2 separate regions of the Homo sapiens genome follow, and region 1 is linked to region 2. Evidence: chromatin loops called from intact Hi-C (ENCODE). Cell type or tissue: ovary. All regions are shown on one strand. Each heading gives the region's core, and the rest is flanking DNA. Links, peaks and the distances in the headings are about the cores only.

Evidence for each region. Peaks named below come from ENCODE experiments on the same cell type or tissue, not always from the same donor. Only the 100,000 strongest peaks of a DNase experiment are listed, where the experiment ranks them.
Region 1: a loop joins it to region 2, with 2.0 times the contacts of the local background. A loop is called at or near these places in 4 of 110 quality-filtered maps.

Annotation. Positions count from the first base shown.
Region 1 is chr20:63,876,138-63,890,891 of GRCh38, forward strand. TPD52L2 (TPD52 like 2) reads left to right here. Exons shown (of 7, transcript NM_003288.4): 5 at 6,582-6,683; 6 at 13,053-13,101; 7 at 13,713-14,754. The coding sequence ends at 13,808. Among named protein-coding and RNA genes, the nearest start is that of DNAJC5, 12 kb to the right of the region's middle. RefSeq lists enhancers at 2,032-2,201, 4,793-4,962, 5,504-5,673 and a silencer at 10,095-10,265. In ovary, for the core only: no CTCF peak of the experiment used is centred there; no DNase peak of the experiment used is centred there.
Region 2 is chr20:63,545,567-63,560,320 of GRCh38, forward strand. FNDC11 (fibronectin type III domain containing 11) reads left to right here and starts at 8,593. Exons shown (of 2, transcript NM_001319152.2): 1 at 8,593-8,640; 2 at 10,088-11,129. The coding sequence starts at 10,098. The coding sequence ends at 11,054. SRMS (src-related kinase lacking C-terminal regulatory tyrosine and N-terminal myristylation sites) reads right to left here and starts at 2,183. Exons shown (of 8, transcript NM_080823.4): 1 at 1,542-2,183. The coding sequence starts at 1,897. It overlaps HELZ2 (helicase with zinc finger 2), which reads right to left. Exons shown (of 20, transcript NM_001037335.2): 18 at 14,605-14,754; 19 at 14,362-14,529; 20 at 12,520-13,804. The coding sequence ends at 13,680. RefSeq lists enhancers at 1,256-1,897, 7,405-7,494, 7,790-8,084 and silencers at 7,775-7,834, 7,855-8,004, 8,025-8,164, 8,435-8,684. In ovary, for the core only: no CTCF peak of the experiment used is centred there; a DNase peak (open chromatin) is centred at 8,005; H3K4me3 peaks cover 858 bases.

The sequences.
Region 1 (14,754 bases), core at 5,667-13,666, 330 kb after region 2:
GCCTGCACTGGTCCTGGCTGTATCTCTAACTAATAGAGCTCCTTGGCTTCCGGCAGTGCACAAGCTGGACAACACCACTTGGCCTGGGTTTGTTGGTGGCGAATTTTTGTTTGTTCTAACCCTAACCCTTTTCCCTGCTTAGCTCCAGCTGTTGGGTTCTCAGAATTCCTTTCCTCCTTTAGGGGTAGTTCTTGAGTGGAGGGCATGGTGTAGGATATGCTGGTGGAAATTTGAAATCCTCACGATCTGGGAGGCACTGCATTGTCAGAGCATCAGCCAGTGTGGATCAAGTGTGGATAGTTTTGTATGTGTGTGTCAGTGGTGTTGTTCAGAGTGACTCCTAATATTTGGAGATCCTTAAACTAGATAATAGCACTTCATTTACTTGTGCTCTGATCTGATTATAACGTCTTTAAACTGAGGAGGGGAATATTTTTAAATAGTCTCTGTGGGATTTTTTCATCTGTTATTTAGAAGGAAGCGCTGTAATCGTTGCCACAGAACATGGGCAGAAAGTCCTCCCATGTTGGTCTGAAAGGAAGCAGTTGCTGCCGAGCTTGTCTTGAAGGTCCTGGGGGACCAGGCTGGCACTGCGTGCACATGGAGCCTTTGCGTCTGGTGTCACGGTGGGAGGCTGGTGTCAGGAACCCCGGGCGGTTCTCGGCATGTTGCCCCGGGTATTCCAGGGACCCGGGTGGTTCGTGGGCATGGCTACAGCAGCCAGCTGTACATCTGGGTGCTCTGGGGACCCGGGCGGTTCACGGCATGTTGCCCTGGGTATTCCAGGGACCCGGGCGGTTTGTGGGCATGGCTACAGCAGCCAGCTGTACATCTGGGTGCTCTGGGGACCCGGGTGGTTCATGGCATGTTGCCCTGGGTTTTTTTTGTTTGTTTGGTTTTTTTTTTGAGACAACGTCTCGTTCTGTCTCCCAGGCTGGAGTGCAGTGGCGCCATCTGGGCTCACTGCAAGCTCCGCCTCCCGGGTTCACACCATTCTCCTGCCTCAGCCTCCCCAGTAGCTGGGACTACAGGCGCCCGCCACCACGCCCGGCTAATTTTTTCTATTTTTAGTAGAGACAGGATTTCACCATGTCAGCCAGGATGGTCTCAATCTCCTGACCTCGTGATCCGCCTGCCTCAGCCTCCCAAAGTGCTGGGACTACAGGCGCCCACCACCACGCCCGGCTAATTTTTTGTATTTTTAGTAGAGACAGGGTTTCATGGTGTTAGCCAGGATGGTTTCGATCTCCTGACCTCGTGATCCGCCCATCTCGGCCTCCCAAAGTGCTGGGATGACAGGCGTGACCCACTGCACCCGGCTTGAGCAGGGTGTTCTAGGGACCCTGGTGGGCTGTGTCTCGGGCTGTTGAACAGTGACTTTGCTGGGCAGCAGATGGTTCCTAGGTTGGGACAGTGACGGTCATCCTTGCAGTTTGGGCATCAGGCGGACGCACAGTGCAGACTCAGTCTGAAAATAGTCTTAGGAGACTTCAGTGCTGTTTTGTAAAACCAACTGACATAAAGCTGCCGGGATCCTATTTCAAATAAATAGTGTTTTAGAGAGCTTATTACAACACTCAGCGTCCCGACCCCTCTGGAGAAACCTGTGGCTCAGCATGGAAGCATATGGCCAGTGCATCACCTGGCCGAGGCCATTCCCCTGAGTTCTGTGGCGAGAGCTGTCAACTGACGGTTCCAGAGTGGAAGCGTTTCTGCCGGGAAGGCCCAGGCCGAGGGCGATGGTTTCTGCCGGGACGGCCCAGGCCGAGGGCGATGGTTTCTGGTGGGAAGGCCCAGGCCGAGGGCGATGGTTTCTGCCGGGACGGCCGAGGCCGAGGGCGGTGGTTTCTGCCGGGACGGCCCAGACGGAAGGGATGCGGCTTGGGAGGTGGGGCCTGAGGATGTGGCCATGGCGCGTGCTCTTCCTGGCTGGTGCCTCTCCTAGTCAGCTTCAGGAGATGGGCTGTAGATGTACCTCCACTGCCCAGAGCTCTGCAGGGGAAGGCAGTAAAAGCTCCCTGCATCCTGACCCACGTGTTTGTAGATCCTTTCAGCTATTGGCGCCCTGGAGGATGGACGGGAAGGAGAACGTGGCCGGTGGGTGGAGGATAGCACTGGTGCCTGGCCCCATGAGGCTGCAATGCGGCCACATTCTCAGTGGGTCATGTCTGAATGCGAGAGCAGCTGTGTTCTGCGAGTGGTGAAACAATTGCCTGTTGCATTCTATTTATAGGCAGAGGTAACTAAAAACCTCAGTGCTGAGAGGGGCATCATATAGATCCTGCAGTTATGAGCTGGTTCACTTGGAGTTGTTTTGGTTGCAGGTGACAGAAAGCACGACTCAAGGTAGCATCAACCAAACAGGGAGGTGGGAGCACTCACCAGGCAGAGAAGTCCCTGCCCCCACTGCTGCAGCCCAACAGTGTGGCCCCATATGGGTCTCCCTGGACTAATGGCTGCGGCCTTGGAGGTGGTGTGCTCTGGCCAGGCCTGGATCACTTGTCCATCCTGAGTGGGAGTGGGGGCAGCCCCCAGAGACAGACTCAGGAGAGGGGGAGTGCAAGGATGTCCCCCAGATGCCCTGTGCTGCCCAGGGGACAGCTCACTGGCAGTGGGACGAAACCGCTGTCTGTCCAGGGCTCTCTTCCTAGAAGGTCTTAGGAACTCCCAAATGGGTGCTGGCTGGGGTTGCCCGGCCCGGTGCTCTCAAGGAGAGCTGAAGCTAGTTATTGGGTGCAGATGCTGGCTCTGACCCCTGCCCCTTCCTCCCGGGCTCAGCTTCCCCATCTGTCATGGAGTAATAACAACCCAGCCTTCTGGTCCACTGAGGAATGTGTGTGCCTGTGTGTTTGACGCTCTCAGAACAGGCCTGCAGCGCTGTGAGCCTTGGAAGGGGGCCTCACAGCTGCTGCCGCCACCTTGGAGGCCCAGGATGGGACTGAGAAGGGGAAGGGAGAGGTCAGAGCCACAGCTGTTGGGCAGGGACCTGCTGTAGGAAGAGAAGGCCAGGGAGGCGCTGGTGGTGGCCTCAGGCTATGCAGGTGATGCCCATTGTTTCCAGGGCCATCCCAGTTTGGAGGTTCCTGTTTCTAGAGGAGGTTCCCTTGTGACCCCCTCATTTCCACACCCGAGCAATGCTGAGGGCTGTGGGGCCCCCAGGGGCTTGAGTGTGGTTTATGGCACAGCAGGGACTGATCACAGTGGCACCGGGTGTCAGTGGCCAGTGGTCAGTGGCCAGGAACCCTCAGGACCCTCCTCCTTGTGTGGGTGGCATTTACCCACCCACAGGTCACGCTCAGGACCCGCATCTCATTCCGATCCTCCTTGTGTGGGTGGTACTTACCCACCCACAGGTCACGCTCAGGACCCCACATCTCATTCTGAAGGCCGGGCACAGGCGGTTGTTTTCTCTCCAACTTCGGTTTCCCCATCCCCACTCTTAGGGCACAAATGCAGGTGTAGCTTCCCCATGCCCACTCTTTAGGCACAAATGCAGGTGTAGCTTCCCCATCCCCACTCTTAGGGCACAAATGCAGGTGCAGCTTCCCCATCCCCACTCTTAGGGCACAAATGCAGGTGCAGCTTCCCCATCCCCACTCTTTAGGCACAAATGCAGGTGCAGCTTTCCCATCCCCACTCTTAGGGCACAAATGCAGGTGCAGCTTTCCCATCCCCACTCTTAGGGCACAAATGCAGGTGCAGCTTCCCCATCCCCACTCTTAGGGCACAAATGCAGGTGCAGCTTCCCCATCCCCACTCTTAGGGCACAAATGCAGGTGCAGCTTCCCCATCCCCACTCTTTAGGCACAAATGCAGGTGCAGCTTCCCCATCCCCACTCTTTAGGCACAAATGCAGGTGCAGCTTCCCCATCCCCACTCTTAGGGCACAAATGCAGGTGCAGCTTCCCCATCCCCACTCTTTAGGCACAAATGCAGGTGCAGCTTCCCCATCCCCACTCTTTAGGCACAAATGCAGGTGCAGCTTTCCCATCCCCACTCTTAGGGCACAAATGCAGGTGCAGCTTCCCCATCCCCACTCTTTAGGCACAAATGCAGGTGCAGCTTCCCCATCCCCACTCTTAGGGCACAAATGCAGGTGCAGCTTCCCCATCCCCACTCTTAGGGCACAAATGCAGGTGCAGCTTCCCCATCCCCACTCTTTAGGCACAAATGCAGGTGCAGCTTCCCCATCCCCACTCTTAGGGCACAAATGCAGGTGCAGCTTCCCCATCCCCACTCTTTAGGCACAAATGCAGGTGCAGCTTCCCCATCCCCACTCTTAGGGCACAAATGCAGGTGCAGCTTCCCCATCCCCACTCTTTAGGCACAAATGCAGGTGCTGTGAGCGCTTTAGAATCCTCTGCTGCAGGTGACTTTGCTTCAGCGAACCACAGAATGTTCACATGGTTTTATGCATTTGTTATTTCAGGGAAAATCAAGGTTAAAGATGTCTTCAGAATTTGTATTTTTGGGCTGGGCACGGTGGCTCACACCTGTAATCCCAACACTTTTGGAGGCTGAGGCAGGCGGATCACGAGGTCAGGAGATCGAGACCATCCTGGCTAACACGGTGAAACTCCGTCTGTACCAAAAATACAAAAAAATTAGCCGGATGTGGTGGCGGGCGCCTGTAGTCCCAGCTACTCGGGAGGCTGAGGCAGGAGAATGGCGTGCACCCGTGAGGCAGAGCTTGCAGTGAGCCGAGATGGTGCTGCTGCACTCCAGCCTGGGCTACAGAGCAAGACTCTGTCTCAAAAAAAAAAAAAAAAGAATTTGTGTTTTTGAAACTAAATATAGCAGGTCATTAGTTACTTATAACTGGTGTTTTATTAATAAAAGAAGAAAAAATTTAAAAACAGCCATGATTCCAGCTGCACGGAGCCTGGATGGGAAAGTGCATCCTCTGGGCTGAGCACGGTGGCTCACACCTGTCATCCGAGCGGGCTGGGCGCAGTGGCTCACACCTGTCATCCCAGCACTGCGGGAGGCCGAGGCGGGTGGATCACCTGAGGTCAGGAGTTCAAGACCAGCCTGGCCAACATGGTGAAACGCTATCTGTACTAAAAAGACAAATTTAGCAGGGCGTGGTGGTGGGTGCCTGTAATCCCAGCTACTTGGGACGCTGAGGCAGGAGAATCTCTTGAACCCGGAGGCGGAGGTTGTAGTGAGCTGAAATTGCACCACTGCCCCCCAGCCTGAGTGACAGAGCGAGACTTTGTCTCAAAAAAAAAAAAAAGAAAGAAAGTGCATCCTCTGGTAGGCCTTGGGCCGGGGGCGGGCATGAGAGAGCTGCGCTGGGATGCGCTGCCAGGGCACACTTGGTGGGTCACACACTCTTGTCAACTGTTTGGGGGCTGGAGAGTAGTAGCACTCAGCTCACACGGGCCTTCTGCAGGGAGTGGTGGGAGGGCCTGTGAGTAAGGGCTCCGGAAGGCCCATCATTGGGACCTGGTGCCGCCAGTGGGAGCAGGAGGAGCCTGTGCCTTCTCTGGCGCCAGTCATCCCAGATGCCACTCAGGGCTTGGCTGGGTTTGCCAGCTCTCCAGGTTGGCACTGGTAACGCCAAGATGGTCCTGGGAGCCCATCTCCATTCAGCCTCGAGTTCCCTGGCTTCACTGAGGGAGGAGCCGTGATAAGGTGGCTGTGGGTTCGCATTTTGGACTTTGTTATGTCAGAGTCTGCTGTGTTTTGTGTTTATGGTGGCAGCTGGATGAGGGCCAGCGACTTCAGGTGTTGACTGTCATGGTGGGCCCAACAGTATCCCTGCAGCCACAGCATCCTGCCTGCTGCCCTTTGCCTGTCCTGCAGACGCCAAGGCCCTAGAGCTTTGCTTTGATGGGATGTACCCATGTGGGTGGACACTGGAGGGAGCTGGAGGGGATAGAAGCGGGGCCTTCACTAGGGGCCAGGACAGACCCTTGCACTGTGAAAAGAGGCCTGGGAATGGAACTGTCCGATGTTCTGAAGGCACACGGGGCCCCGCCGTCTGGAGCAGGGGCACCTTGCGGGCTGCATGGCCACTCTGTGACGCTCGTTCCCCACAGACGTGGTTGAGCTTGCATTTTCTCCCCTCAGCACAGTCTCATTTGGGAAGAGGAAAGGGAAACTTGCACGCATGGGCCGGTCAGGGCACTGAGAGGCCTTTCTGCTCTGGCACTGCCTGCCAGGCGTGCACCTCAGGGGGCCCGTCCGCTCTAGCAGGCAAATGGGGCGTGTTCTCTGTAGTCAGAGGGGCTGTGAGAAGACAGGAAAGCGAGCTTAGTGGGTATCAGGCAAGGGGGTGAAATTGGGTTGTGAGATGAGAAAGCAGCGTCATTGCAGGGCTGGGGGGCCGAGACTCGGCAGGGTCGCCGAGAGCTCAGTGAGCGAGCAATGCACAGGCGGCTCCTCGCCGCAGGGGCCTCTGGGGGCCGAGGGGCTCTGGGCCTGCACCCCCTCTGTAGACACCTGGCGAGTGTCCACCCCTTGGCCCAGCTCCTTTCCTCAGTTTTCCTCGGGCGTGCTCCCAGTGCTTTGTTTGCTTGGCTGTGGGTGGTGACCCGCCCATGCTGTCTGGTTGATTTAACTGGTGTGTCTTCCAGCTACAAGAAGACTCAGGAAACTCTTTCACAGGCAGGACAGAAGACTTCAGCTGCCCTGTCCACAGTGGGCTCTGCCATCAGCAGGAAGCTTGGAGACATGAGGTGAGACGCAACCCTGACTCTGCTGCCCTGAGACCTGGCCAGGAGTGAGGTGAGGTGTTGGAGGTGCTACAGGAAGCCTGCCTGGAGATCAGGGCTCAGATGCACTGGCTCAGGGATGTGGCCATCCATCATGGCCCCGACCAGTCTGTGTGCAGACCCTTGCCTGGGAGGTTCGTCCATCCCCGTTGGCTGCTTTTCTGCCGTTGCTGTGTTCTTCAGGGAGGGTTGGCTGCCAGTGCTGTTGGGTAACTTGTGGTGCTCGGGGTTGGTGAGGGAGGAGTCTGCACCTTGAAGCTTCACTGAGTGGCAGCGACTCCAGCCCAGGGGTCAGAGTCAGGTCAGTGTGGGACGGCAGTCCTCCACCATCTCTAGGACAGGGGCTCGGCGTGGTACTTCCTCAGGCTGTTTCCCAGGTCTCAGAAAGTGCAGTCAGACGCCAGGAGGCCCTGAATGAGCCTTCTCTCCCAGAGGCTGGTGAAAGCCTCCTGGCCATCAGAGGTCCCTCAGCAAGCAGGGCTGGGGCCAAGGAGTGAGCAGGGGGCCGGCGCTTTGTGGCTGGCATGTTTGCTCTTCCTTCCCTGTTCTAGGCTCCCTGACTACAGCATGGTGATGAGGGGATTGAGCCAGAAGCCTGGGTATGATGCTTGGCTGGGCTACCTCCTGGCTGGGCACCCCAGCTGGGCCTCAGGCACGCCTTCTTTCACAGGGGTTGTAGGAGTGGATGATATAGGTTGTCACCATCAACAGCATCCTGGCCCCAACTTCTGGGTGCTGCTGCCCACCCTGCCCTGACCCCTTTCCCATTCTCAGAACTGGTCTTCTGGCTTTTGGATCTCAGGGAGTGCCTCCCTGTAGCTCTGACCCAATCCTGGCAAAGATGGGTGCAGGCTTCCTAAAGGACCGGTGTGTGGAGCACAGTGCTGACCCCACCCAGCCCTCCCCTCTTCCCCTCTTGTGGCCCCTGCAGGATTCAGAGATACGTACATCTCCTGCTGGGCTGCCTGCCTGCCTGCCTGCCTGCCTCCCTGCCTGCCTGCCTTAGGTTAGGTGTGTCCTGCCTCCCCGCCTGTGGTTGCCAGGTGGGGGTCGTCCTGCGCCAGTGCTTTCCCCTGACCACTAAGCCACAGGCCAGGACACAGACGGCCACACACACCCAGGGACCCACCCTGCCAAGCAGAGGGGATGGCCACTGCCCAGGAGCTGTGCCCACTTTTATTTTTGTTTTTTTGAGGTAATCTACCTTCCCATCCCTGCAACTTCTATTTCGAGAAGTTTTAAACCTCTGGAGAAGCTGCAGTCATCAGTATGCAATGTGTGTGTTTCCTCTGTGCACCCTCACACGCCCAAGGCTCCACACTCCCCAGCAGCTGTGACTTGGGGGGGTCCTTGTGGGGCACCCTACAAATGCAGGTCTTCCCTACCACTGCTGAGCTTTGGACCCAGGAGGGACCCCCTGAGTTTCAGCTGAACTCAGCCTCGCAGGGCTGTTTTCTTCCCGAAAATGCTGGTCTCACCACAGAGCATCTTCAGGAAGTAACAGGTGTTTGTTGTGCCTAAATTATGCCGGCCATCAGGAGGCGTTTGCCCACTCTTAGTGTCCACACTCCCTTTTGAGTTTGTTCAGACCATTGTGGTGGAAATCCAAGGGGCACGTGGAGCCCTTGGCACTGATTGGAATAGCCGTGCACAAGCCAGTCCTAGGGTTTTGATCTGGGCATTTGTTTGTATGGCCTGTTTTTCTCTGGAAGCACAGGGACACGGTCCTGGTTCTCTGTCTGCTCCTCCTTCTCTGATGGGGAGAAAGGCTTTCGCTCTCTGCTCAGTCCTGGGGTTGGCAGCTGACCCGTGTCGTGTAGCCTCAGGGCATGGCTGGCAGTGAGCAGAGTTCCTGTTGCAGTGACGCTGGCACAGCTGTCAGTGTGCCCAGCCACACTGTGCCACGTGTTTGCACGTGTGCCCTGGTACATGGGGCCAGCTGGGGGAGCGGGGCCTCAGGCTGACCTGGGACGAGCCAGCTCGCTCCAGTTGGCTGGCCGTGTTCACGGTGCCCGTGGAGGGTCCTGTTTGCTGGTGTGTCTTGCCCTGCTTGCTCCTCCATTTATGTTTGTAGTGGTGGTGGGAACTCTGACGTCTGGAGCCCCTGGTGTATCCCCATCATCTCCCCAAGCAGTCACAGGTGGTTTCTGAGGTCTGGGCCCATTCACCTCGAGTTAGAGACTGAGGTTGAGAGCTCACTACTTCCTGAAAGTGAAAATTGGGTTCTGGGAGGTTTATGTCATGAGTTTAGGGCTGGATGAACCCCGGCGGACCCCTGCTAACTCTTGGGCGGAAGCCCCTCTGGACAGCTGCCCAACGCCCGTGTCCATGATGGGCCTGTCCCAGGGCAGCCCCGGTCTGTGAGGCCTTTGGTGTGCCCTGGGGCATGGGTGATGGGGATGGGAGGAAGGGAACTGGATTCAGGTCAGAGTGGGGGTTTACAGCAGGGTCAGGTCACCGTCTGACTCCGTGGTCTCAGATGAGGCATCGGCCCTCTCAGGACCTCGGGCGAGTTGAGTGTTTCTCAGTTCTTCAGTGGCTCCCTCCATGTCAGAGTGGGCCTGGCTGCAGTGAGTGGCAGCAGCTGCCCTTGGACACACAGGTTTCCAGGTTGGCGTCTGTGGGCACGGATGGAGCGCAGAGCAGAAATGCTCGGCGCCAAGGGTGTCCCACATCCTCCCACGGTGCGTGTGCTCCCTCAGCTGACGTGATTTGGGGAACACGGGCCGCTCTCGTTCTGTGGAGCTGGCCAAGCCCAGCTGTCATGCTGTGGCACATTTCACACCTTTGCGCTGCTGGATGGGGCTGGTTGTGCTCCAGGTGCTGTGGCTTCTCCAAACAGGTGTGCCTTGGGGCATAAGGCGTGGACAGGGCGTGGACCCAGGGGCCTCTTGGGCACAGCCGTGAGGCTGAGCAGTTGCTAGTCATGATCTTGCGAGAGCCTCCTGTTGAGTCAGGACTTGAGGAGACTGGAGACAGTGCTGCTGTCCCCGGTGGTGTGCGGACTGGAGGAGCCGTCCTGGAGGGTCTTCCCCTGCTGGGCCTGACTGAGCACGAGCAGGGGGCCTCCCCTGGGGCTCCCCGAGGAGGGCTGTGAGTGGGTGCTGGCCTCCCTTGCTTACACTTCGTTTCCTCTTCTCTCCTGCTGCCACCTTCCAGGGCTCATCCATTTTCACACTCCTTTAGGTAAGGCTGAGCCTGGACACACCTGTGGAAGACTTTTCTCTGAATTGGGGCAGGGTGGACTCCGGCAGGGCCCTTGGGCGGCTGTGCTAGTAGAGGGCAGTGAAAGTGGGATCACCCCTTCCAGGACAGCAGTGCCAGCCAGGTGGTTGCTGCATCTCAGGGAACAAAGCAGCAGCGTGGGATCGACGCAGAGGCCCCCCGGAACCCCCCGGCCCTTCTGTGTCCCCTCCTCGTGCTTCCCTTCAGGCTCACAGACCGCCTGCTGCCGGGTCTGTGAATAACTGGCCTGGCGTCCAGGCCTGAGTTTACTCCTGAAAAGGAGCTTTTTTTTTTTTTTAGACGGAGTCTTGCTCTGTCGCCCAGGTTGGAGTGCCGTGGCGCGATCTCGGCTCACTGCAAGCTCCGCCTCCCGGGTTCACGCCATTCTCCTGCCTCAGCCTCTCCGAGTAGCTGGGACTACAGGCGCCCGCCGCCACGCCCGGCTAATTTTTTGTATTTTTAGTAGAGACGGGGTTTCACCGTGGTCTCGATCTCCCGACCTCGTGATCCGCCCGCCTCGGCCTCCCAAAGTGCTGGGATTACAAGCGTGAGCCACCGCGCCCGGCCTTTTTTTTCTTTTTTTTGTTGGAGTCTCGCTCTATCACCAGGCTGGAGCACAGTGGTGTGATCTCGGCTCACTGCAACCTCCAGCTCCCTGGTTCAAGCGGTTCTCCTGCCTCAGGCTCCTGAGTAGCTGGGATTACAGGCATGAGCCACCACGCCTGGCTAATTTTTGTATTTTTAGTAGAGACGGGGTTTCACCATGTTGGCCAGCATGGTCTCGATCTCCTGACCTCGTGATCCACCCGCCTTGGCCTCCCAAAGTGCTGGGATTACAGGCGTGAGCCACTGCGCCGGGCCCTCAAAGGAGCCTTTTCACGTGGGAGGGCTGTGCCGACTCTCACCACCTTCCTGTTCAACATCTGTCCTGTTTCCTTGTTTTCCTTCAGATGGAGTTTTGTCTTGTTTACTACCCGAGAGCCCATAGGTGTGCCTCCCAAAGGGCCCTCCTGCAGACCAGAGCAAGCTCCTCTAGGCCAAGCCGGGGCGCCGCCAGCACGTGCCCTTCTGCTGGAACCGGGAGGTCTAGAGCCAGGCCCAGAACAATCTGTGATTTCTTGTGTTTTTACTTGACTTGGTGGTTTCTCTTTTGCCAAAAGGTCCTTACTTGACTTCTGAAGGCTGTTTGTACCAAATACTTTTCAAAAGCCCAAGCCTGGTCTCCTCACAGCTTCCTATGGCAGTGCTCTCCCCCCTCCCAGTGCTATGCGCTGGGCAACTTGGGGTGCCCCCCATGAGGCCAAGGGAGGACCCTGGGGTCGAGTTTCCTTCGGGGGCATTGTGTGGAGGGGCAGGCAGCTCGCTCCAACTGCTGGGAGTGGGGGAATCCCAGCTCTGCCCATCCCTGCCAAGTTGGGGTTGTGTGTGGATCTTGGTGTTAACTCTTGCTTCCTTCTCTGCTTCTGCCATGCTTCCAAGCAGCAGCTACTCCATCCGCCACTCAATAAGTATGCCAGCCATGAGGTAATGTATGCCTGCTCGCTGCGGCTCCAGAGCCGGGTGTCTCTGGTGGGGGTTGGGGCAGCTCCCGCCGGTTACACCTTGCCCTTCCCATATTCCTGGATTAATTGAGGACTCCATTCCCTTGGCAACCTCTGATGACTAAGGGCCGGTAAAAACCCCCTCTAGGCTGACGAGGAAGAGCTGGTAGGGGGTCAGGCTCTTCACCTGCAGCCTCCAGAGGAGATCCTTGTGTCAAACTGGGCCGTGTCCTTTCCAAGTCCTGACCCTGGCTGCCTGCAGTGGGTGGGGTGGGGTTCGAGGGGCTCGCACACAGATCCTGGCACTTGCCCTGGTGGGCTGTCACTCAGGACACTTCACGGTCTCAGCCTTCACGGAAACACCCAGAGCTGTGGTCCTTATTCTGTGCCTGTCAGGCACCACCCTGATTCTCAGGATTCTGTGCCTGTGCCGTGAGGCACTGCCCTGATTCTCAGGAGAGCCCAGAACTGTGGTCCCTATTCTGTGCCTGCGCCGTCAGGCACCGCCCTGATTCTCAGGAGAGCCCTGTTCTCCTTGTGGGGACTCTGGCTGGGTGTCGCAGACGTGCTGGCCTCTAGAGTCCCCGGGCCTGGGAGGGGTATCTGTTTGTGTGGGAGGGACTGAGTGGGATGGAGCTGGCCTGCTTTCTCCTCTTGTCTCCTTATCACTCTGCTGTCCCAGAAGTGTCCTTGGTCTTCCGTTTGCTTCTCTGAGAGATGTGCATGAAGAACTGCACAGACTTTTCATAACTTCAGTACGAGAGCCCAGGGTGTCCCTGTAGGGGACAGCAGAGAGGGGCCGACAGCCCCCCAACTGCGCAGACTTTTCATAACCTCAGTACGAGAGCCCAGGGTGTCCCTGTAGGGGATAGCAGAGAGGGGCCGACAGCCCCCCAACTGCACAGACTTTTCATAACCTCAATACGAGAGCCCGGGGTATCCCTGTAGGGGACAGCAGAGAGGGGCCGACAGCCCCCCAACTGCGCAGACTTTTCATAACCTCAGTACGAGAGCCCAGGGTGTCCCTGTAGGGGATAGCAGAGAGGGGCCGACAGCCCCCCAACTGCACAGACTTTTCATAACCTCAGTACGAGAGCCCGGGGTATCCCTGTAGGGGACAGCAGAGAGGGGCCGACAGCCCCCCAACTGCGCAGACTTTTCATAACCTCAGTACGAGAGCCCGGGGTGTCCCTGTAGGGGACAGCAGAGAGGGGCCGACAGCCCCCCAACTGCACAGACTTTTCATAACCTCAGTACGAGAGCCCGGGATGTCCCTGTAGGGTATGACAGAGAGGGGCCGACATCTCCCCAGCTGCACAGTCAAGGGGTTTCCAGTTGCCTTGTGTGACGTCTGGACCTGTCCCTGTGGTTGTTGGGCATGGCCGACCTCACTTTTGACCTGGGGAGTCTCCGGAATGACCTGGCTGTCTCACAGTTTTGCCATGAGATCTTGGGATGTTGTTAGGGACCCTTTGGAGGCTGGCCCTAACCCTGAGGCCCTTCCGAGTTAGGAGAGCAGCACAACCCTCTCCTCTTGACACCGACACTCTTCCCTCTCTCTTTAAAGGAACTCTGCGACCTTCAAGTCGTTTGAGGACCGAGTTGGGACCATAAAGGTAATTGTACCTGGACTGTTTGATGGTCTTGGCAAGGTGTGACCTGTTACAGCAACTTGTTTATTATTAGTCATTTAGTTATGGTAGACTCACATACAGTTGTGGGAAGTAATGCAGAGAGGTTCCTTGTGCCTTTTACACAGTTCTCTCCTGTGACGACATCTTGGAAAATCCTGTAGTGCAGCCTCCCCACCAGGACATTGGCACTGACTCAGGACACAGAACGCCTCCACACTGCCCTTCCTGGTCCCCACTGCCCTTCCTGGTCCCCACTGCCCTTCCTGGTACCTTCTTGGCCATGCTGACCTTCCTCCCGCCCTACCCCCGGCAACCCCTAGTCCACTCTCCCTTTGTATAATTGTGTCATTTCAAGAATGTCACGTAAATGGAACGATACAGTGTGCAGCTTTTTGGCATTCACTGTCTTCATTTGGCATCGTTCTCTGGAGACCTGTTGGGGCTGGTGCCCGTCCGTGATTTGCTCCCTGTCCCTGCTGAGCAGTGTTCGTGTTACATAAGCTTTTGTAGAGCATTGAGCATGGGCCTGGGATCTGCCTTGTGTTGTGTGCTCTGTCTCAGGTTTTTCTGTCTTCATCTTTTCTCTCCTGTAGTCTAAGGTTGTGGGTGACAGAGAGAACGGCAGTGACAACCTCCCTTCCTCAGCGGGGAGTGGTGACAAGCCCCTGTCGGATCCCGCACCTTTCTAAGCCTGTGGTTGCTTCACCCGCTGCAGAGCACACGCAACCCAGCCTCAGCATCACAGCCGCAGCTCTGTTCAGCGGAGCAGCCAGCCAGGGCGGATGAGCAGAGCCGGCCCTGAGGACAGTCCTGCCCATCCACGCGGAGATGTGGCTGCCGCGTTTGCATGAATTTGAAGAACACAGGCTTGTACACAGATGTTTTACACTCACGTTTGTAGATGAAACAGATCACTGTGCTGTCCTTCCTAGGGGTGCAGGAAGTGGACAGGGCGGAGGGTTTGAAAGAATATTGAGCCAAAGCCCAGGCTCCCTTTGGGAATCATGTTAGCCCATCAGAATGTTGAAGGATTGAAGAGTTCTAAGCATAAAATAAGTGGCATTTTCTGACTTCTTCCTCCTCCTCCTTCCCTGACTCACAGAAGGAATGCAATCACCCAGCAAGTCCTACCTGTTACGCAATTTTTTATCTCAAAATGCCGAACGAGAAAACTGTCCATTTTCTGAGACCCCCAGAAAGGAAACTGACCCTCAGCAGCTGCCTGATTGTTACGCGAATCTAGCTTTAACGGAAGCAAATTCATTATTTTTTAAATGCAGTGGACTTTTCAAAAAGTTTAAATTAGGCAAAGCAGCTTTAGCCTCATAGAATATTATTTCTTTGGACTCAAGCTGAAATACAAGCCTTACATTGCCTTATGCTTTATTTCTTTCTAATTTTTATATGTATATAGATGAGGGTTCCTTAATGGTTGTGAGCATTGTGTGGAATTTTACACCTGGCCTGCGTGGCAGCCTCTTCCAGTTGAGGTGTTTTATGTCACGCACACTCCATCCCAGTGTACAAAACCTGCTTCTCTTCTCAACCGTGGCAGCTCCCGCTGGCTCCTATGCCCTGCCCTAAAGGGCTCTTGAGCCTCTGGGAATGGGAGGGGCCAAGAGAAGGAAAACCCTG
Region 2 (14,754 bases), core at 4,493-12,492:
GACACAGTCTGGCACCCCTGCCCCGGTGACCTAGGGGGCAATGGGGGCAGCAGGAATAGAAACTGACATGACCAGGGCCGTGGGGCTGGGCTTAAGTTGAAGGGAATGAAGATGGAGACAGGAAGAGGTGTGGGACCAGGGACAGAGAGGCAGCGGCCTGAGGCACTGACTCCATGGACGCTCTGTCCATGGAGCTCCTCCTGCAGCCAGGGCCCCTGCCTTCTGGGGTCTGCTGGCAGGGAGACGCAACCCTCTCACGTGTAAAGGGACTCAGGTCCCTCCCAGCACCGTGGGGTGTGGGGATGAGACACAGGTGTTTCCCCAAAACATCGCCAGCCTCCTCTGAAGCCCACATCAGGGCTTGGGGGTCAGAGGTGAGCCCCTGTGGGATCCTGAGATGCAGAGGATGTGTCTGAGGTCTCTCCCTGGGGCGTGGGGCCAGGTGTCTGGAGCTAATGACACCTGAGTGTGGTTAGTCTTTTAATCTCCAGCCTAGGCAAATAGTCATTAGCTTTGCCTATGGACCGCCCTGCTCCACCACGAGCCCTGCCCTCCAGGAACTGCTGAAGGGGTCTGTCCTCCACACCTGGGGTGACTGTGAGCCCCTTCCCATCACAAAGGCTGCTTGCCCCCCAACCACTGCTCAGGACAAGCGGGGCAGGTGTGGGGTGAGGGCCTGGGGCCCCTCAGAAGGCCCCTTCCTGTGACTCCGGCTTCACCCGCCCATGCAACCCCCAGGACGATGTGTGAGTGCCAAAGGGCCCCCAGGAGGCTGGAAGTGGCCCTGAGCAAGGCTGACCCCGAAGGTCTCCAGGGCTCAGGCCTTGCCCAGCTGGATGCCAGACCAAGGCAGCCGCTCAGAGCAGCCGCACTGGGCATCTGGACTAGGCGCCTCTGCAACCCCTGCTCACCTGCCCTCACCCAGAGCTCCTGGAGCGTGGGCCCCTGTCTCAGCCCCCAGTCCCAGCCCCTGCTCACCTGCCTTCACCCAGAGCTCCTGGAGCGTGGGCCCGTCTCAGCCCCCAGCCCCTGCTCACCTGCCCTCACCCAGAGTTCCTGGAGCATGGGCCCCTGTCTCAGCCCCCAGCCCCCAGCCCCTGCTCACCTGCCGTCACCCAGAGCTCCTGGAGCTCCTGTCATCTGGTGCCTCCCAGCCCCCAGCCCCTGCCCTCCAAGCAGTGACCGATCCATGAACACTGGACTCCCTGTGTGAGGGCGGGAGGGCCTGGCCAGCCAGGCAGGGTCCTGGAGGAACCGCCTGCTGGGTGTCCAGCTGGTGCAGCTGATGCTCCCCCCCACAGGACCTGACCACGCCTGCCGGAGCCTCCTCTCCCTCTCGGCAGCCCACAGCGGACACTGCTGTTTTCCTACCACACCTGCCGGCCCGGGGCCCATCAGCTGTCCCTGAATGAATGCGTGGATGAACGAATGAATGAACAGATAGCCACGGACATGCGATTTCCAACTCAAAATCCTGCCGTTGTTCTGGACTCCCCAGCTGGGGGCGAGGCAGGCTCTGACTCCGAGGCCGAGGTACTCACGGTTGGTCTGAGAGCGTCTCAGGAGAAGCCTTGGCCACGTGGGTGATGGGCACGAGCCCGGCGCTGGGCTGGCCCGAAAGCCTGCGTGCGAAGATGTAGCCGCCCCCCTCTTCGAGGGCACAGAGCCTGTCCCCGCGGCGGACACTCAGCTCCCCGCCACACCGCGCCGTGAAGTCATAGAGCGCAAGGAAGAGCTGAGGGAAGGGGCTGCAAGGCTCGGCGGGGAGCGTGGGCACTGGGTCAGTGTTGGGGTCCAGGGACCCGGGGGTGCCATGGTCCGGCTCGCCGCCCGCCGGCCAGATCTTGTCCCAGAAGAAGGACAGGAAGGCCAGCCGCCTCCTGAGGAACGGCTCCATCCCCCGGGGTCACCACGCTGGGCCCGAGGGCCATGGGAGCCCGCGAGCCCGGAAGAGGAACTGGCAGGGCCGGTGGGACCCGGTGTCCAGCGCTCCCTGCCCTGGCCGTGGGGTGACAGGGGACCCCGGCCCTGCGGTCACTCAGAGGTCCCCTGGATCCAGGAGGCACACGGTTCCCACCGGCGTCCGGGCTGGCGTTGGGGCTGGGTGGGGCGCAGGGCGGACCCCCTGCCTCAGGCACACCGACAGCACCTCCTGTCCTCGACCTCCTTGGCGTCTGGAGTGCACCGTCCCCTCCCCAACCCGACGGCAGAGGGCAGCTTGGGCTGGGGCGGGGGCGGGCTCCAGGAGGGGCCCGAGGAGGGCGGGGTGGGCAGGGCCAGCCTCTCTCCCGCCCTCTGCAAGGCCCAGGCAGGCGGAATGGCTCTGCCCAGTCAGGCCTGGCCCATGCCCAAGGGCACCACAGTCCAACAGCCGCCCGTGCCCACGGAGAAGTGGGGGTTCCACGGAGAAGCGCTGCTGTTCAGCACCTGCAGTGGTTGCCAAGCCTGAGCTGCACTCAGGTGAAAAATTGCCTGCTTATTTAAGTGTTGGCCAGATATTTTAACATCATTAACCCTGCACCAGGTGCCGAGCCTCCGGCCTCTGCAGTAAATTCTGAGGACAGGCGAGTGAGGGGGCTCTCAGCACCCCGGCTTTCATGCAGTAAAACGAGATGCTGATTGCAGGGAGCTCGGCCGCAGGCCAGGCACCCAGATGCCCCATGCTGCCCGATGACCGGCTTCTGAGTCAGTCAATGCCCAGGCCATACCCAAAGGCCACTGCGGGGAAGTGGAGGCTGCGGACGCCTGGCCCCAGTTCAGGGGGATGAGCACACGGAGAAGGGGCGGCGGGTGAGTCCCTGGCTGGGGACCTCCCACCCTCTCCCTGGACAGCGCCAAGCCCCCGCATGCTGAAGCAAACTCTGCCCGCTCAGGTAGGTCCCCAGATCGGGGCAGGACTGGGGGAGCAAATCCCAGCAAAACCCAGCAGCACGGTACAGGGTCCTGAGGCAGGAGGATGGGGTGGTGGCCATCTGCAGTCTCTCTCTCCTCCCACATCCCCTCCGGGTCCTGAGTGGGGTGGGGTGGGGGCCATCTGCAGTCTCTCACTCCTCCCACCTCCCCTCTGGGTCCTGAGGCACGGGGGTGGGGTGAGGCCATCTGCAGTCTCTCACTCCTCCTGCCGGCCTCCCCCAGCAGCCCCTTCCGCACCTGGGTGGCCTTCAGGGAGCCTCACGCCCCTTTCCCACATCTCACACGCATCCATGCCCCCACTTCATGCGTGTGGCTGAATGCATCCCTCCAATAGGCGTGACCAGTGTCCAGCCAATGACAAGCCCCTCGCACCTGCCTGCCCTGGAGTCACAGATGGGCTTCTCAGAAACCTCACGTCTGGGGACTGGTGTGTGCATTGTGGGGTGGCAGTGACACCCGTGGCCTGGCTCTCAGGGCACCCCAGCAGCCAAGCTGTGTCCGGGCTGATAGCCTGGAGCCAGCAGGGGCCCTGGGAGACTGGACATCGCCAGGCTCAGGGCAGGCTCTGCACCAGAGAGGTGCCCTGCTGGGGGTGGTGGGGGGTGTTGAGAAATGTGGAGAATTGTAAATACTACATTGGGGGTGGCCTTCGAGGGGCCCCAGCGCCTTCTCCTCCCGCGCTTCCCCCCGCCGCCCTCTCCTCCCGCCCCCGCCGCCCTCTCCTCCCCCCACCCGCTGCCCGTCTCCTCCCGCCCCCGACGCCGTCTCCTCCCCACAACCCACCCCCGCCGTCTCCTCCCCTCCACTCCCCCCGCCGCCGTCTCCTCCCCACACCCACCGCCGTCTCCTCACGTGCAGGTGAGGCTTTTGCCCACCATTTCTTTTCTTTACTTTTTTTTTGGAAACAGGGTCTCACTCTGTCGCCCAGGCTGGAGTGCAGTGGCAGCCTCGATCTCCTGGGCTCAAGCCGTCCTCCTGCCGGACTACAGGTGTGCGCCACCATGCCCAGATAAATTTTTTATTATTTGTAGAGATGGGCTCTCACTATGTTGCCCAGGCCGGTTTTGAACTCTTGGCCTCAAGCGATCCTCCTGCCTCCCAAAGTGCTGGGACTACAGGTGTGGCTACCAGCTCTCCCAAATCCTCCCTAGGACGTGACTCTTCCCCGCTAGAACGCCAAGGCCGCAGAGCCCCAGGGAGGCCTCCTCAGGCCATGGAAAGCTCCTGTGCCCACCACACCAGGGTCAGATGTTCAGGGCACTGAATGCAGATTCCTCCCAGACACTCCCTGCCCCTTAGAGCCACGGGATCATGGCACAGGACTCAGCACATTCCATGCCCAGCTGGAACCAGAGGCAGGCCTGGCCATCAGGGTTAGGGCCCCATTGGGCCTCTGCCCCGGCGTGTCTCACCCCCACCGCCCCACCTGCCCACAGATCAGCTCCCCACGTCTGCCCCATCTTCCCCCTCCTTGCACCTGCTGCCCTTGCACCGCACACATGCCAGGGTGAGTGTGGTCGGCAGGCAGCCGAGGCCGGCTTTATCCAGCTCCTCCCCGGTGGTCCTCAGAATCCCCGGCCCCGCATGCCCAGCTGCCCTGTCCCGCTGCCCTCCAAGTTGTGCCCGCCCGTCCACCCCTTCCTCACCTCACCCACCAGGCGCAACACAGCCCAGCATAGGGCCCCTGCCAGGTGTCGGTGTCAGCAGCCCCTTCCCTGCCTGCTGTGCCCCCCCCACATGACCTCACCTCCTCCCTCAGCCCTAACCGGGTGGGTGGCACAGAGGGGAGTGAGGAAAGGGGCCTGGGTACAGGATCAGTCTGGACGGGGTCAGGAGTCTGGGGCTTGGCCGGGTGAGGCGGCTCACTCCTGTAATACCAGCATCTGGGGAGGCCAAGCAGGAGGATCGCTTAAGCCCAAGGGTTCAAGACCAGCCTGGGCAACATAGTGAGACCCCCATCTCTATTTTTTTAAAAAAAGAAAAGGCTAGGCACGGTGGCTGACACCAGTAATCCCAGCACTTTGGGAGGCCAAGGCGGGTGCATCACCTGAGGTCAGGAGTTCAAGACCAGCCTGGGCAACATGGTGAAACCCCGTCTCCACTAAAATACAAAAGTTAGTCAGGCATGATGGCGGGCACCTGTAATCCCAGCTACTCGGGAGGCTGAGACGGGAGAATCACTTGAATCTGGGAGACAGTGGTTGCAGTGAGCTGAGATCGTCGCGCCACCGTACTCCAGCCTGGGCGGCTGAGCAAGACTCCATCTCAAAAAAATAAAAATGACCAGGGCTGGAATCCTGCTGTCAGACTCACTGTCCACATGACCTTGGGCATACAGTGCTGAACCTCCCTGTGCCTCAGTTTCCCCATCTGTAAGAGCACTGAGCTTACAATGGCAGTGAGGACACAGACCAGGGGGATGGGGTGCAGGGCCCTTCCTGGTGTTCAGATGGAGGCTTGTGGCAGGAGCTCTGCCACATCAGGCCACCCCCCATCCGGGTTTATGTGTCTGGAGGGCACAGCTCTGAGGGTCTCAGTGGTCAGCGTGCATTCTCTCCCCCAAGACTGGCCCCACTACCCCCAGGCTTCACCATCCTCAGGGCCCAGGGAAGAGAGCTTGTCCCCACCAGGGACAACAGATCCAAAGTGTTCACTGCCCGTGCCCTGGTGGCCACAAACAGGGTTGAGCAAGACTGAGCACAAACTGGCCCCTGGTGCCCAGCAGTGAACAGGAGTGACTGTTGACCCTGCACAGAGGGGACTATGCTGAGCGCAAGAAGCCAGTCCCAAGGCTGCATACTGAAAGCCTGCACTGATAGGACATTCTTGAAATGACCAGACAGAGCCGGAGAGATGAGTGGTTGCAGGGCTAGGGAGAGGTGGGAGGGAGCAGCGTGGCTGTAAAGAACATGTCAGGGTCCCGTGGGGGTGGCACTGCCTTGCGTCTGTATCGACGTCAAGGTCCTGGCGTGATTCTGCACTGCAGTCCTGCAAGATGCTACCACTGGGGATGCTGGATAGAGGGTAACGGGACCTCTGTGTTACTTCTTACAACTGCAGATGAATCTATACTTATCTTAAAAGTAAAAGTTTAACTTTATTATTATTATTATTATTTTCGAGACAGGCCTCTGTCTTATTGCACCCAGGCTGGAGTGCAGTGGCACAATCTCGGCTCACTGCAACCTCCACCTCCTGGGTTCAAGCGATTCTCCTGCCTCAGCCTCCTGAGTAGCTGGGACTACAGGCGCCCACCACCACGTCCAGCTAATTTTTTTTTTTTTTTTGAGACAGAGTCTCGCTCTGTCGCCCAGGCTGGAGTGCAGTGGCGTGATCTCGGCTCACTGCAAGCTCCACCTTCCAGGTTCACGCCATTCTCCTGCCTCAGTCTCCCGAGTAGCTGGGACTACAGGCGCCTGCCACCACTCCCAGCTAGTGTTTTGTATTTTTAGTAGAGACGGGGTTTCACCATGGTCTCGATCACGTCCAGCTAATTTTTGTATTGTTAGTAGAGACTGGGTCTTACTATGTTGGCCAGGCTGGTCTTGAACTCCTGACCTCAGGTGATCTGCTTGCCTCAGCCTCCCGAAGTGCTGGGATTATAGGCGTGAGCCACTGCGCCCAGCCATTATTATTCTTTTTAGAGACACAGGGTCTCCCTCTGTCACCCAGGCTGGAGTGCAGTGGCACCATCTTGGCTCACTGCAGCCTCATCCTCCCAGGCTCAGGTGATCCTCCGGCCTCAGCTTTCCAAGTAGCTGAGACCACAGGTGCACACCACCACACCCAGCTAATTTTTCAAATTATTTGTAGAGACAGGGGTCTCCCTGTGTTGCCGAGGCTGGTCTCAAACTTCTGGCCTCAAGGGATCCTCTCACCTTGGCCTCTCAAAGTGCTGAGGTTATGGGCCTGCGCCACCGAGCCTGGCCAAAAGTTTAACTTTAAAAAATTAGATTAGAAATCAGAAATTGAAAGAAAGGGGGTAGGGTGGAGCCCAGGAGAGGGGAGACATCCAGGACCTGCCTGGCCCCAAAAGAGAAGGGGAGGCTGCTCTGCCCCCACCCCGCTTCTCCGTCAGTGGGCTGCAGGGCCGGGGGTAAGGGGTCTAACTCCTACTGCTTCCCAACCCTCCGCGTCAGACAGCACCCCCTTCTCCAAACAACCCCGGCTTTGTCCCCTGGAGCCCTAAATAACAATAACAATAGCTGGCATTTATTGAGTTCCAGCCCAGGCAGGGAGGGCAGGGCAGAAACAGCACCCAACAGGACTGGGTGCAAGGCTCACACCTGTAATCCGGAAGGATCAGAAAGACCCAGGTGGGAGGATCACTTGAGCCCCGGGGGTGAAGACTGCCGCATGGGTGACAGAGCAAGACGCTATCTCAAAAAAAAAACCACCCACATCCACCCACTTCCTGCCAGGCCTAACCCCTGGGGCCTCCATGCACCAAGGGAAAGCTCTTCCAGGGTGGGGTCACCGGGAGGAGGGGGGAGGCTCAAGTTACAGAACAGCCTGGTAGGGGCTCAAAGACGCCCATCCTGGAAGAGGCCCCAGCACTGACCTCCGTGGGGGTGGAGATGAGGAGGATGGAAAGGGTGTCTTCCTCCAGCATCTTCCTGAAGGTGAAGGAGGGGCACCTTGGGGTGTCTAAGATTGTGACCCCAGGAGACCCCCAGCTAGCTGGGGTGTGCTGTGGGGGAACGGGGGGATCCCAGAGGCCCTGAGCCCAACTGAACAGATACAGACGGGACCAGATGGCCTCAGAGCTCCCCTGCGGGGCTCCCTGGAGCTATGGAGACCCCATTTATCCAGAGTCAGGTCGGTGCCTGAGCTTGGGCAGCCCCAGGTGGAAGGAGCCCATGGTGGGAGGAGCCTGTAGTGGGAGGAGCCTGTAGTGGGAGGAGCCTATGATGGGAGGGGCCGTGGTGGGGGGAGCCCGCGGTGGGAGGAGCCTGCGCTGGGAGGAGCCTGTGGTGGGAAGACCCTGTGGTGGGAGGGGCCGTAGTAGGGGAGCCCGCGGTGGGAGGAGCCTGCTCTGGGAGGAGCCTGTGGTGGGAGGGGCCGTGGTGGGGGGAGCCCGCGGTGGGAGGAGCCTATGATGGGAGGGGCCGTTGCGGGGGAGGGGGGAGCCCATGGTGGGAGGAGCCTGTGGTTGAGGAGCCTGCGGTGGGGGGAGCCTGCGGTGGGAGGAGCCTGTAATGGGTGGCATCTGTAATGGGCGGGGCCTTGCTGGGCAGAGCCCGCGGCGGGGGAAGCCGCCCCTCTCCTCTGTCCAGGCGCTGGGTGGTCCATCCGCCTGGTCACCGGCCACTGCCTCTCTCCCAAATTCCTCCGAGGGATTCCCGAGGAGTGCGCTCGGACTGGGGGGTTGAGCAGGAACTCCCTCCCAGTCACCCGAGGCTCCTGCGCCCCGCCCGAAGCCGGGGGTGCGTGGGGAGTGGTGCGCCCGCGGAAGGGCTCCGGGACGGGAACCCCCCTTGGAGCCTGGCTCTTGGACCAGCCACCCGCCGTGGCCCCTCAGTCGGGGACGCGGGCCCCCAGAAGTCTGGGGCTCTCCAGGAAGCGAAGCGGATGGAAGATTACTCGGCTCGGGGTCCCGGGTCCCCACCCCCGCCCCGCCCCCGGGCCGCAGCGTCACAAAGGCCGCTGGTCCCCAGGGCAACCCGCGGAGTGCGGAGGGAGGCTGGGCTCTGGGAAGTCCGCGCGCGGCTCCGCTTCAGAGGCAGGGCAAGTGGGCGCGGTCCTGGGGCGGCGGCGGGGGCCGGGAGAGGAGGGCTGGGGGTCTCGAGAAGGTAAGGGGCAGGCAGAGCGGCCGGGGAGGTGGGCCCGGGCCAGGGGAGCCAAGGGGAGTGTGGTGGAGGGGGTAGAGTGCGGGCACCTGGTGGTCTCAGGGAAGCGGGCCTGGGACCGGGGCGTGTAGGAAGCAGCGAGGGGCTCAGAACCACCTTTCCGGGTTCACGACCAGCCTCTCTGGGTGTTCCACCTGGGCAGCTGCTGGAGACTAGAAAACATCCCTCACACGTCACAGAGGCACGGTTTCCCTCCAGCGGTGAAATCCGCCCCAGCCTCCAGCAAGAGCAGGGCTTAGGCCTGGGGTCCTGGGGTCCTGCTCTCAGCTGGCACCTCACCCCAGACACACTCCCTGCTGCCCCCAGGGGCCTGTTCTCGAGGGATTCCCGAGGAGTGCGCTCGTGAAGTCATATCTGCCTCACGCCCAAAAGGGCAACCCTTCCCGGGCAGATATGACTTCACCACGTACCTGTGTGGCCCTGGGGAACTCAGCAACTGCTTAGCTCTCATTTGTGGGTCGTCCAAGGCCCAAGTGGCTGTGACAACCTGAGATCTCCAGGGTTGCTGGGAGCCGGGGCAGCAACCAGGGGTGCGGCTTGCTCTCCAGGGAGCTGCGGCAGAGCCTGGGGCCACAGCTGCACTCAGCCGGTGCACCCACGGACAGAGGGTCAGACTCGGCTCAGCACTGGGCTCAAGCCCTGGATGAGAACAAGAACCAAGCTTCTTAGCCTCAGGCTCCATCTGGGAAATGGAGTGTCACTTGTGGAGTCCATGAGCTCACCAGGGACAGGATCCCGGGTCCACAGCGAGGGCCCACAGCGTGGGAGGAGGGCTGCTCCTCCGGGCCCAGGCCTGGGCGCCCTCCTCCCATGCTGACCAGCCAGCTGGCCTCGTCTTTGGTGAGGCCTGTCTCTGTGCCCTACAACTGCGGTGAGGCGTGGAGCGTCCCCAGGGAGAACCGGAGCGGGAGGATGGCCCGCGAATGTCCCCGAGGGGGATCCTGTGCTGCTTAGGACCACGCCGTCCCCTCTCCACGGCCCCGAGGGGTGCCAGCAACCCCTTTCAGCAGCAGGGTTAGGAACTGGGGCCCTTGCAAGGCCACAGGTCAGGCGGTTCTGGCCAGAAGTCCGCAGTCCTAGTTCTTCCCTGTCCTGTCCCACAGGCCACTGGTTGTCAGTAGAGGTTTTTGCCCCTCAGTATAAACTGTGTCCAGATCTGTAGGCTGCCCATCCAGCCCTCCAGGCAGCCTCTTCCCATCGAGTTGTGCCCCCGAAGAAGGACAGAGGTCCAGCATGGGGTCAGTGGGCTGAATCCATCCCCCGAACATGCCACAGCCCAGGGGAGGCCAGCCTGCCTGGCAGCTGACACCCAGCCCTCCCCCCAGCTCCCGGATAATGAGCACCCATGTGGCAGGCCTGGGCCTGGACAAGATGAAGCTGGGCAATCCCCAGTCCTTCCTGGACCAGGAGGAGGCAGATGACCAGCAGCTGCTGGAACCAGAGGCGTGGAAGACCTACACCGAGCGCCGCAATGCCCTGCGTGAGTTCCTGACCTCGGACCTGAGTCCGCACCTGCTCAAGCGCCACCACGCCCGCATGCAGCTGCTGCGTAAGTGCTCCTACTACATCGAGGTCCTGCCCAAGCACCTGGCCCTGGGCGACCAGAACCCGCTGGTGCTGCCTAGCGCCTTGTTCCAGCTCATCGACCCCTGGAAGTTCCAGCGCATGAAGAAGGTGGGCACAGCTCAGACCAAGATCCAGCTCCTGCTGCTCGGGGACCTGTTGGAACAGCTCGACCATGGCCGTGCTGAGCTGGATGCCCTGCTCCGGTCGCCAGACCCACGGCCCTTCCTGGCCGACTGGGCGCTGGTGGAGCGGCGGCTGGCGGACGTGTCGGCCGTCATGGACAGCTTCCTGACCATGATGGTGCCGGGGCGGCTACACGTCAAGCACCGCCTGGTGTCTGATGTCAGTGCCACCAAGATCCCGCACATCTGGCTCATGCTGAGCACCAAGATGCCTGTCGTGTTTGACCGAAAGGCGTCGGCGGCTCACCAGGACTGGGCCCGGCTGCGCTGGTTCGTCACCATCCAGCCAGCCACATCGGAGCAGTATGAGTTGCGCTTCAGGCTGCTGGACCCGCGGACACAGCAGGAGTGCGCCCAGTGTGGCGTCATCCCCGTGGCTGCCTGCACCTTCGACGTCCGAAACCTGCTGCCCAACCGATCCTATAAGTTCACCATCAAGAGGGCCGAGACCTCCACGCTGGTGTACGAGCCCTGGAGGGACAGCCTCACCCTGCACACCAAGCCGGAGCCCCTGGAGGGGCCCGCCCTCAGCCACTCTGTCTGAGAGATGATTTTCTAATATTTATCCACTAATAAAGAAGAGTGTAAATGCACATATGGAATTAAAGAAGCAAACCTATTTATGTTTTAAAGGCAGCAGCCACCAGTGTTTTTCCTGGCTCAAAACATGCCAAGCCCCAGGCCTTCTGCTCCTGCTCTTTCCCAGGGGGAGCCACAGGCCGGACCTCCCAAGACAGCTGAGCCTGGAGCAAGAAGTACCAGCCCCTGACACCTACGGGTCCAACGACGACGACAAAAGCTGCTCCACGGGGCCTCTGCGGTCCTAGCCCCCGCCCCTCCTCACCACCCCCATCACCGTGACCGGGCTCCGGCCTTCCTTACCCACCTCCCTGGCTTGTGGGGCTCCCTCAGGGAATGACACTCCTAGGCCGTGATGCCTCCCACCATCCCCTGCCCAGCCTCGAGTGCTCATCAGCACGCCCGCCCGAGGAGGCAGCAGCACCACCGGGGATCCCTGGCTGTGAGCAGCTCAGCCGTGCCCCTCCATGCCCCGCCCCACCTTTTGTTCCTCAAGGGCCTTCCCGGCCCTGAGCTCCCTCTCTCCTCCAGGATCAGCTGCTTTTGCTAGGCGTCCAGCCCCTGCGTCCCCCCACCGCTCACCTTCAGGGCCGCAGCTGCCCCTTCCTCCCAGAAGCCTTCCCTGGCTGCAGGCTGGTGAGGTCCCCAAGTCCCCCTTCCTAGAGGCGCCTTCTCATCCTCTCTGCAGGCACTTCTCAAGCTATTGCAGAACTACTCTTATTTCATGACGGTCCAAGAATAGACATGGTCTTCAAGGCAGGGCCCGTCCAGCACACCAACGGGGCCACAGTCCTGGAGACTCCATGCTCCACCCCTCCCTCCACAGATGCCCAGAACCTCTTTTCCCACAGTGACCATAGCCCCCGCGACCATCTGACCCCCGAGCTGGCTCTGGGAGGCCACAGGAGCCCCTGTGGACGCAGCCACAAATGGGCCAGGTGCGGAGGGACCCCAGTCCACAGCGGCCAGGGGGTCCTGGGGAGCAGCTTTAAAAGTGGGACCAGCAGGACAGTCAAGGCTGGTGGCCTCAGGGACTTTGGACTTGGCCAGCCTGGTGACACCGGAGCAGCTCTGGAGCTGTGGCTTGTCCCCACCACACCAGGCACGGCCCTCCCCTCCCCACACAGGCAGCCGGAGACACCGGCCCTGCAGGGGGGGTCGCTGCCCTCCCCACGCTCCTGCGCCCAGCGCTCTGCAGTGGGCCCTCGACGGCCTCCACGGCCGCGTCCCAAAACCGCCCTCCCCACGCCCCTGCGCCCAGCGCTCTGCAGTGGGCCCTCGACGGCCTCCACGGCCGCGTCCCAAAACCGCCCTCCCCACGCCCCTGCGCCCAGCGCTCTGCAGTAGGCCCTCGACAGCCTCCACAACTGCGTACCAAGCACAGTGACCATCCACTTTTGCCCCCCAGCCAGACCTCAAACACCCAGAAGTGAGAAGAGCTTTCAGAGTGGTTTTATCATTAAATTAATATCTAATCACATAATTCAAAGATATAAAAATTGGAATGTAGAAGGTGGGGCAAGCCCCTCCCTCAGGACTGGAGGCGGCAGCAGGGACAGAGCCGCACTGAAGCGGGTGAGCGTGCGAGAAACATACAGCCGAGCAGGCTGCCCCGAACACTCAGTCCAGGGTGGAAGCATCGCCCCGGCACCCCCCAACCCCCGAGCCCACTGCGCAGCCCACAGGAAGAGTGCAGGCTTTTCACATTTCAGAGGGTGGGGTGGGGTGGGGTGGGGCGGGGTGGGCCCCTGGCTTTGGGCTGCCCTCCAGCAGCCCCTGAAGGACACAGGCGGTGATGGTGGGAGAAAGGCCCCCTCTCCCAGGGAGGCCTCCTTGTCCTGAGCTTGGGCTGAGGTCTCTGTTCCAGTAACAGATGCTGGTTTTGTTTTGTTTTTTTTTTTAAGACAGGGTCTCGCTCTGTCACCCAGGCTGGAGTGCAGTGGTACCATCAGAGCTCACTGCAGCCTGCGCCTCCTGGAGTCAAGCGATTCTCCTGCCTCAGCCTCCCAAGTAGCTGGGATTACAGGCGCCCGCCACCACGCCCAGCTAATTTTGTATTTTTAGTGGAGACGGGGTTTCACCATGTTGGCCAGGATGGTCTCGAACTCCTGACCTCAGGTGATCTGCCCGCCTCGGCTTCCCAAAGTGCTGGATTATGGGCGTGAGCCACCACGCCCGGCAGGATGCTGGCTTTTAGTTCATTTAAATAGAAAATAAACCTGAACTCCACAGACACCATCCAGAGTGATTACAGGTGGCGTCCAAAGGTCAAAGGGCAGCCTCCACAGGGTTTCCTTCCTGGTTCTGAGACTTCCCAGGGACAGCAGAACTTCCTTGCACTGGTCCCAAGGAAGCCCCTCTTGGCCACCCTGAGAGGTGTTCCTGTCCCCAGATGCCCAGGAGGAGCAAGAGTGTGGGGACCGGCCCTTGCCGTTCCTCCTCCAAGTCCACCCACTTCCTGCCCCAGGGAGATCCTGAGGCCAGGAGGCAGGCTGGCCCAGGCAGGCTGATGGCGGAGGGTGGTGGGGAGGGTGGGGGGGCCCTGGACTTTCCCTCCCAGTCCTGGCACCTTGCAGGTGGAGAGGGCTCTTCAGGAAGGCATAGTTGGCCTCCTGCAGACGCGCACCTGGCCGGCAGGCACGAGGGTCTGCTGAGCCTCGCAGAAGTCCAGGAGGCTACGCCAGAGGGGGCAGCAGCGCAGAAGGAGGTGGTCTCCTGTGAGGGTGGGAGTCAGATGGGAGTCAGTCAGGGTCAGGTGGGAGGAGTCAGGGTCAGGTGGGAGGAGTCAGGGTCAGGTGGGAGTCAGTCAGGGTCAGGTGGGAGGAGTCAGGGTCAGGTGGGAGGAGTCAGGGTCAGATGGGAGTCAGTCAGAGTCAGGTGGGAGGAGTCAGGGTCAGGTGGGAGGAGTCAGGGTCAGGTGGGAGGAGTCAGGGTCAGGTGGGAGGAGTCAGGGTCAGATGGGAGTCAGTCAGAGTCAGGTGGGAGGAGTCAGGGTCAGGTGGGAGGAGTCAGGGTCAGGTCGGAGTCAGGGTCAGGTGGGAGGAGTCAGGGTCAGGTGGGAGTCAGTCAGGGTCAGGTGGGAGGAGTCAGGGTCAGGTGGGAGGAGTCAGGGTCAGATGGGAGTCAGTCAGAGTCAGGTGGGAGGAGTCAGGGTCAGGTGGGAGGAGTCAGGGTCAGGTCGGAGTCAGGGTCAGGCAGGAGTCGGCAGCTCCCTAGCCCAGCCCTGGCCTCACCTGTGTTCCCACCCTGGAAGAGCCCAGCCCCGCCCTCACCGATCAGGCAGAGCCCCTCCTGGGCCCGCGTGACAGCCACATTCACTTGGTTGGGGTCCACAACGAAGCCCAGAAACTTCTTGAGCCAGCTCTTGGTGGGCCGCTGGTCCAGGTCGCTCTTGGCACAGGTGCGGACGGTGCTCACCAGCACATAGCGCCACTCGCTCCCTGCGGGATGGGAGGTGAGGCCCTGCTGCCGCTGCGCCCACCCTCCCGGCCCCACCCACGAGCCCCCAGCCTCACCCTGGCTCTTGGTGATGGAGGACACGGCCACCCCGGCGATGCCCTCTCGCCGAAGGGCCTTGCTGATCTCAGAGGCCTGCGCGTTGTAGGGCGTGAGGACGGCGATGTCCTGGGGCTCTACGGTCCTCCCCAGGGTCAGCTGCTTGGTGA